Regions from separate parts of the Homo sapiens genome. Here region 1 is linked to region 2. A link is a loop called in an ENCODE intact Hi-C map of the cell type or tissue named here. Cell type or tissue: heart right ventricle. All regions are shown on one strand. Each heading gives the region's core, and the rest is flanking DNA. Links, peaks and the distances in the headings are about the cores only.

What was found. Hi-C counts contacts between places; a loop is a spot of excess contacts. Peaks named below come from ENCODE experiments on the same cell type or tissue, not always from the same donor. Only the 100,000 strongest peaks of a DNase experiment are listed, where the experiment ranks them.
Region 1: it touches region 2 in a loop (4-fold over the local background); 1 of 110 quality-filtered maps calls a loop at or near these places.

What each region holds. Positions count from the first base shown.
Region 1 is chr21:42,169,626-42,174,009 of GRCh38, reverse strand. No RefSeq gene overlaps it. Among named protein-coding and RNA genes, the nearest start is that of ABCG1, 47 kb to the left of the region's middle. In heart right ventricle, for the core only: no CTCF peak of the experiment used is centred there; DNase peaks (open chromatin) are centred at 2,449 and 2,813; H3K27ac peaks cover 1,179 bases.
Region 2 is chr21:42,563,314-42,567,697 of GRCh38, reverse strand. SLC37A1 (solute carrier family 37 member 1) reads right to left here. Exons shown (of 20, transcript NM_001320537.2): 13 at 3,821-3,883; 14 at 2,905-2,990; 15 at 1,823-1,871; 16 at 640-713. Among named protein-coding and RNA genes, the nearest start is that of LINC01671, 50 kb to the left of the region's middle. RefSeq lists an enhancer at 1,086-2,006. In heart right ventricle, for the core only: no CTCF peak of the experiment used is centred there; no DNase peak of the experiment used is centred there.

The sequences.
Region 1 (4,384 bases), core at 247-4,246, 390 kb after region 2:
CAGCTAATAATTCCCCAAAATAGAAACAGAACTGGCTGTTAATTCAGGCCACCGAGAGAGGAATGAGCAGCATTTTAGAGGTGTAGAGAAACCTTTGCATTTATACATTATTTCTCCAAACTAGCTCTCTGTGTCTCTCTCCTTCTCTCTCCCACCAACACACATTTTAGCGAGTGTTATGAGATGAAACCAACGTTCTCAGGTGCTGGAATGTCATTAAATACTCCAGAGTAGTCATTAACTAAATGGTACCTGATCATTTTGGAAGAGTTCATGGAACTTCTAAAACAATACCTGGTTTGCTTTCTTAGAGTAGTTTTTGAATTGGTTGAATCAGGCTGAACACTTCTAGAAAACTCTAAGCTCTAGGGGTGATGACCTCTTTAAAGGCAAAGGAGATACTGACCCTATCTTCTGTGATAGAGTCATTGGGGGTCTTAAATGATGATCTGGAATGTTCTGGAACAGATGGGTTGCCTCTCCTCTTTGATGAGCCACATGGGGTGTTTTCTGCGGAAAAAGTCCTGTCCCGATTCCCCTTGGAGGATCTCCTGGGCTCACTGCCATTCCCTGGGCAACCTCTAAACGAGAGGTCCCCTCTCCCGTGCCATCACACCTGGCACGTCTCCACACCGGCCAGGGCCCAAATGGACCGAGAACAGGCTTACTCGCGGGATCCTAGCCTTAGCCTTCAAGCTCAGAGAGGTTCCGGGTCCCAACACCCCCTGGATGCTGGCAGCCCTGGCCACTAATTCAGCGGGTCACCTCTGCTCAGCTGGCCGGGGTCTCACCCACGTGCTCAGAGGTGCCGGCGCTTCTCAAGGCATGCCCTCTCCTCCACACCGCCACTGCTGCCCTCTCCGAGAATGCGGGTGCAAGGGAGACCACGCTGGCCCAGGAGTCAGAAGACCCCCATCGAGGCCAGCTCTGTCTCGGCAAGGGTCGAGGGAGGGGTGCATGGGACCTTGGCAGGCCACGGAAGCTCACAGAGCCACAGTTTCCCCTTGTTTAAATGAAGGCAGTAGCCGAGGTCAGTGGTTCTCCACCGCCCACTGCCCAAGTCTCGGGAGAACAACGGGGAGGTGGTAAGAGGCAGAGCCATGAGCCCTGCCCCACTGCTACTACCTGCGACTCCACTTGGATCACTGCACAGCAGGCCGCTGGGCTACAAAAGAACGCCTGAAGCGCCGTGGCGCGTGGCCTTCAAGGCCTTGCTGGTTCCGTGATGCAGTGGCAGGAGGCATTTCTACATGAGTCCGATCCATACACGTGTGGGAAACACAGAAGCACGTTGAGAGCAAATGCTGATCACTTGGCGGAGACTTTCCTGCCTCCCTTCAAGCAAGTCACCCCATCGGTCTTCTATCAGAGTCACGGATGACAAAACCCACCTCTCCCCATCAAAAATGCAAAAGAAATCCGTGCTCAATAAATGAAACAGGAAGGCTGTTGAACTTAATTTTAATTTTACATTTGAAAGAAAATTCTTTAGCTTTTTAAATAATGTTATATATACCTTAAAGATCCCTCTATGAAATAAGTCGTCTTCAATAGAAAGTTAAAACTAGCTGGGGGCTGGGCACAGTGGCTTACACCTGTAATCCCAGCACTTTGGGAGGCCGAGGCAGGCGGATCACCTGAGGTCAGGAAATCGAGGTCATCCTGGCTAACTCGGTGAAACCCCGTCTCTATTAAAAATGCAAAAATTAGCCAGACCTGGTGGCGGGCGCCTGTAGTCCTAGCTACACGGGAGGATGAGGCAGGAGAATCTCTTGAACCCGGGAGGGGGAGGTTGCAGTGACCCGAGATCACGCCACTGCACTCCAGCCTGGGCAACAGAGTGATACTCTGTCTTGGAAAAAAAAAAAAAAAAAAAAAAAACTAGCTGGGGAGGGGGAGAGTATTATTTTATTATTTTTGGTTTTTTGTTTATTTATGTAGAAACTTTTATTAAAGCACGTTGTGAACATTTTTCTAATCATTCCAACAATTCAAGGATTAAAAAATTAGAGAAAGGTCAGTAAAGCAGAGTGAAGTATAACATAATGCTATCATTGTTCTGAACTCAAAATGCTAGAAGAGAAATACTTCCACATCCTCATTTTTAGAACTGAGAACACTGTTGTACACTGTGAGGCAGCTTTAACTATTCCTGAGGCACACAACCGCTTTAGAAAGCATTTGGGGTACAACTTTAAAGCTCTAGGCATGAAATTTTTATATCCCAAACAATTAACACCCACATTATTAAGCACTCAATGCTCCGCTTTAGTTGCAGAGAATGATTTGCAGTTGGTGCTGCTGCTAAGATGTCTCAGTTTGCCCAATGAGATCAGGAGCAAGCATGGGCTCTGGGACAGTTTCCAGGCCCAGCTAGAACACGGATCCAGAGTGACCCACTCTCTGTTTCCAGACCTCACCCACAGTCACATTTGTTCACAATACAGACACACCCAAGGCCTCCAGACACAATGACGCACCCAACAGGGCCACGTTCAGCAGCTCCTGGCAGGCAGCCAAACTTAGGGTCCACCTGAGTCCTATTTGTGACTTTTAAAAGTCTATTCTCTTTAAGGCACTCTTTGATGGTCCATGATTTCCTCTTTCCTCTTGCCAAATTTTAAATGAGAAGCTGAACATTGAGAGGTGAGGACAGAGGGGAGGAGGCGCACATAAAAGTTATCAAGGGGGCGGGTGCTTATCTGGTTGCGTGTGCTAGAGCCTGCCCCAACCTGCGTGTGGTATGTGTGTTTCCGCAGGCTCATCATTCCTTCATTCAGTCAGTCAGTCACTTGGACAGTCAGGAAATCCGTGATGGTACAACATTTGTTGACCTCCCGCCAAGTGCCAAGCATTGTGCTAAAGTTACGAGATGAATAGATATTGTTTCTACTCTCAAGGGCCTTATTGTCTAATGCAAGAGAAAGACAAATAAATAATAACAGCATAAAAATGCTGCAACTGAAGTACAAACAGTACATTCTAGAAGCAAGAGGAAGAAGCCATGTAGTTGCTGTGTCATTTTGACATCTTATGTTAATGATATTTGTATTTAAAAATTACTTTTCTGTTAAGTTGTGATCGTAAAAGAAGTGCTTAAAAATGATGTGGAATGTATTGTAGGGCTCATGTGTATCCTACATGTGTAAAAGTAAAATGTATGAAAACAATAATACAAAGGGAGGGTGGGGAAATGAAAGTACACAGTTATAGTTGTAAGGTTCTTATGCTACATGGGGAAGAGGTGTCCTGTGATTTGGAGATGGCCTGTGACAAATGAAGATGCCCTAGAGCCTGATACTAAAAAGCAACAGAGCGACCACTAAATAACAAAAAAAGTACAACCAACGAGCCAGTTTTGGCGATAAAATGAAACACTAAAAAACACTCAATTTAAATTTTAGGTTATGGGTATTTTACCATGATTTAAAAAAAATACTGAATATTCAATTGATCAAAATAGGAGAGGAAAAAAGGAAAAAGAAACAAGTAAATGATGGGACAAATGAAGCAAATTACAAGATAGTAGACTTAAACTCAACCACACCCAAATTATCTCACATATAAACGGGCTAAGCACTGCAATTAAAAGACAAAGACTGTCAAACTGGACAAGAAAGCAGGGCCCAGATTTATGCTGTCTACAAGAAACTGACTTTAAATCCACATAATGACACAGATAGATTAAAGATTAAAAACATGAGAAAAAATATGCCATGCATATACTAGGCATGAAATTAGCTGGCATAGCTATGTTAACATCAGGCAAAGTAGACTTTAGAACAAGGAATATTACCAGGGATAGGGAGGGACATTTCAGAATGATAAAGGAAGAAAAGTATTATGAGGATATAACAATTCTAAATGTGAATGTACCTAATTATAGAACTCCAAAAATACATAAAGGAAAAGCTGACAGATCTCAAAGAAGGAACAGACAAATCAGCAATTAGAGTTGGCAATTAAACATTCTTCTCAGTAATTGATAGAACAAGTAGACAGGAAGTTAGTAAGAATATGTTCCTTACTCAGGAACAAAGTACTAGCCACTATCAACCTGCTTGCCCAGTTCACAATTACTGACACTCCACCCAACTACTGACAAATAAATACACATTCTTTCCAAGTACATGTAGCATGCTTACCAAGATAGACCATATCCCAGGCCATTAAACAAATCATAATAAAGGTAAAGTGGTTTGAATTATGTAGTATTTGTTTTTTAACCATAAGATAATTAAACTAGGAATCAATAAGAGAAAAATATGTGAAAAATCTTTCAAGTATTTGGAAATTATAACACACATTTAAATAGCCCATAGGCTAAAGAACAAATTACAAAGGCAATTAGAAAATATTTTGAATTGAATGAAAATAAAATCAC
Region 2 (4,384 bases), core at 212-4,211:
CAAAAAAATAAATGCTTGTATATGCACGTAATATGTATATAAAATAAAGAACACACAATATGAAAATCATCCAGAACCTACGTATTTTGAAGTCTAAAAAATAAGTGAAAGTCTCTCCTCTGCCTCTACCCCGTGAAGGCTGACCATTGCTAATGGTCTGATGTGGATCCTTCCAGAATTTTCCATGCCCATGTAGACACAAGTCTGCATGCTCACGCACACTCAGGCAGTTTCAGGACACGTCCAATACAAAGGTGACCAAGGCAGGGCATGGTACCTGGATGAGAAGGGCCGAATCCCCCAGCGCCTCTTCGTGGCCCCTCTCTCTCTGCAGAGGCGTCCAGGACAGGACCTCTCCCCTGCCCCCTTGGATTGAAAAGGCGCCTGAGTCATGAGGATGGCGCCCAAGAGCCTTTTGTTGTGCTGAACGGTGAGTTTTGCACCAACCTGCCCATGATTTTAGGAGAAGGGTGAGCAGCGGGGCAGGTGCGGGAAGGCTGGAGACCACAGGTGTAGGTGAGCTGCCAAAAACGTGCTTCTGCAAATGCAGTTTTACTAACAGTAATGGAGGCCACTTTTGTCATGAATGGCACATGGCAGGGTGCCCACAGGGCTGGTGTCTCTCCCGGTTCTACTCACCAGGTCGGCGGAGACGGCGGTGGTGATGAGTGTGTAGGGCCCACTGACCAGGGCTCCGCTGAGCAGCAGCATGGCTGTGGGAGGCAGAGGGGCAAAGAATGGAAATGTGCCCTCCAGAGAGCCCCGCATGCATAGGAGCAGCCTGAGGTGGGCGCCTGGGGAGCACAGGGAGGGGATGCAGCAGAAACAGCTTCCTCTAAACTTGTCTAGTGAGGAGCTAAAGCAAATCATACCCTCCCTAAGACTCAGGCTCATCCACCCTCGAAGGGCAGCAGCTGCCACCATGAGGGAGCGATCACAGGCCGGACCCTGGGCCTGGGCTGACCCCTGCTTCATCTGCAGCAGAAAGGCCTTCCTCTCCTCACCCACAGCTGCTGTGGTGCTCGCTGAGGGCAGACCCCCACCCTCTCTCCGGACCAGGTCATTTCCTAAACTCTCCTCTAGGCTCACACTCAGGTGAGGAAGCTTCTGGCCTGAGGGGGGGTCACAGGAAATTCCGCTTCCTCTCCTGTGGGCAAGCTGCCTTCTGGATAACATTTAAGGGGACCACACATCCCCACTGCTGGCTCATTAGGACAGAAAGCATACTTCTAAGTGCTGGAGGCATAGTTTGATAGCGCTGCCTGCAGGGTGTTCAAAATAGTCCTCCAAGGTTACGCAACCGCTCCTGGAGGGGCAGCTGACAAAGCTGGGAGGAGGTGGCTGGGGGGCCACCTGCCCTGGCTCCTGGCCGGACCCTGTTCAGGTCACACCGCCAGGTTCCTGGCTACCTGACGTGGCCCAAGAGCCAGCCTGAGCTGCTCTCACCACCAGGGGTGCAGGGTGCAGGTGGCAGGTCGCAGGCTGCTGCAGCCCCGCCAGCCCCACCAAGGCCCCAGGAGGGGCTGCCCTCAAGGTCACATCTGGCTTCTCCACTGAGTGCCCAGGGCCACTGCCCCAGACCAGGCTTGCACACTTCCAGCTCACAGTGAAACCCACAGAATGGCAAGCCTCGCACTGGGGAGAGGAGACCCCGGCCTCTCCAGATGGTCTTGCCCAAAGGAGGACACGGACAATTTTAGCCACACCATGTGCTCCAGTTAAACCAGCTCAATGCGCCTGTTGATTTTAGTATTTCATCTTGCCAGCTGTGTGAACTTTAAAAACGTGTGTGGAAGAAAAGCAGGAAGGCCTCCATACTCACCGATGGTGGCCTCAAGCCCCATCTTGCTGACGGTGGAGAAGATGTAGAGCTGTGGACATCAAGACACAAGGTCAAAGCCATGGCTGGCTGCAAGCAGTGCGAGATTGCTGGAAATCTACTTCTCAAAAACCCGGCGGGTGATTCTCAGGCAGCCATCCCAAGAGTGGAAACCCCTAAAAAAGCGTGACGGCCACGCCCCCTCCCGTCTCAGGTACTGAGCCTTGTCCCCACCACGAGGGCTTTGGACCAAGCACCCCAGGCGACCTGGGGAAGTCTGCAGGGTGCTCCCACCTTACACCCCCAGCCAAGGGCAGCCTTCCTGAGCTCCTACCCAGCCAAGGGGCTGCCTTCTTGAGCTCCTGATTTGCGAGTCTGACTGCCAAGTCCTCAGGCTGCCCACCCCCCAGTGGCAGCAAGGGGCCCACCCAAGCATTTCTTCACTCAGCATTCTTTCATGTTCTGTGTTGGGCCATGTCCAGAACCCCAAGATGGCTGAAAGCCAGGCCTTGTTCTGGGGCTAGCGGAGGGGCAGACGCGCAGAGCTACAGCGTCCACTGACAAGCCTGTTACCTCTAATGTTACGATGATAAAAACAGTAACCATGTGCATTGTTTCTAACCCACTGCAAGGTGGTGATACTGACGTCCCATTTTCCAGATGAGGGAACTGGGGCATAGAGGGGGGTGTCACAGCCCAAGGTCAGGAGCTACGAAATGCCTGAAAAGCACTATGCACCATGCATCATGACGGGAGGTGTCAACGATGCCTAAGAGGTTGGGGAGGTGTTGCGGATCCCAAAGGATGGGCAGGAGCTTGTCTGGGGCAAGGGGGCACCCCAAAGAGAGGAGCAGCTTGCGCGCGGCCCATGCTAAACCAGCAGCAGCTGTGCACGTGGCAGAGGGAGCCTGGTGGAGGCCTGCAGGTGCCAAGGGAGGGGTCGGGGGACAGGAGGCATGAGAGGGAATGAAGCGGGCTTGTCAGGAAAGTGGAGCACGGGCCAGATGGAAGGATGCTGGCTGGCGAGGAGGACAGTGGGGGACTGTCTGCAGGCTTTGGGGCCCAGGGAAGGCAGCACGGCTGACCGTGGGGGCCGCGAGCAGCAGCATCAGGCCGCAGGTGGAGGCCCTTTTCTCCAGTCGGTCTGAGATCACACCTGCCAGGATCCCACCTGCAACGGAGAGGCGGGCTTCAGGCACTGACGTCCCAGGGCATGAGCCCACGGGGAGGAAGCAGAACTGCAGGAGCTCGGAGAACGGCCTCCTCCTTTCCCAAGCCCCTCTCTCCATGCATCACGGGCAGGCAGCCTTCTCACAGCCCTGACCTCCCCACAGGCCTCCATTGGTTGTGGTCAGATGTGAGAGTCTTGGAGACATCTGCAGGTTCAGGTTTTAGGCCAGCCTCGAAGCCCCTTTACCTATCAAGGTACTAAGGTGGCCAGTCTGTCACCTGCCCAGGAGACATGCTGCTGCTTTTTTTGTTTTAGTTTTGAGATGGGGTCTCACTCTGTCACCCAGGCTGGAGCACAATGGCATGATCATGGCTCACTGCAGCCTCAACCTCCCAGACTCAAGCCATTCTCCCATCCTAGCCTCCCAAGGCTGGAACCACAGGCTCGAGCCACCACACCCAGCTATGCTTTTTTTTTTTTTTTTGTAGAGAGGGGTCTTGTTATGTTGCCTGGGTTGGTCTTCATAACAAGAAGACCTCAAGCGATCCTCCCAACTCAGCATCCCACAGTGCTGGATAACAGGCATGAGCCCCTGAGTCCAGCTGGCATGCTATTTCTGAGGGAAGCTGTTCAAGTGCAGAGTCAGGGCCCTGGGGAGGGACGGGAGACAATAAAACCACCCCCAGGTGACGGCCTGACCCTCTTGGGCTGGGCCCACTCAGGGGATATGAGACCTTGGGGAACCCTGTTCCCCTGAGCAGTGAATCAACTCAGAGATCATGCGCCTTGCGAAATTATTGTTGCAGCAGAACAAGTCTTAATGAACTCACCAAAGATTCCGCCCACGTCAAACAGGGTGGAGAGCTCCCCCGCCTTTTTGGCATCAAGGTGATCTATTGAAATGACAACGGAGTGTGAAACAGTGAGGATCTCCTTCACGCATCGCAGCGACACACCATGGCAGAACAGGACCCGTGCACGGGACTCTGGCTTCATAAGCTTGATTTATACCGAGGAGCAATTAGTAGTTAACTCAGATTTAAAAAACAAGTAACACAGAAAGGATGAAAACACTCTTAACCAAAAACCGTGGCTTTCCTCTGCTCAGTCTAATTATCCCACCTTTGGTTCAGAGACCCCCCCAGGGGCCCCTCCGCCATAAAGTTAGATTAACACAGGACAGAAGTGGAGGTGTGGAAGGCGCCTGGATGCTCGATCATCCTGTCACACGGCTTTAGAACTGCAGATGAGGACACAGAGGCCTCCCGGCACCAGCTCAGGGTGCCCTCCATGAGGTTTTGTACAGGTTCTGGGCTTTAAGGTGGACTGAGCCAGCCGGGTGTGGGAGAGGAAACTGCACGGCATCTGGGGCTGTGGGTCAAACCCAGCCGTTC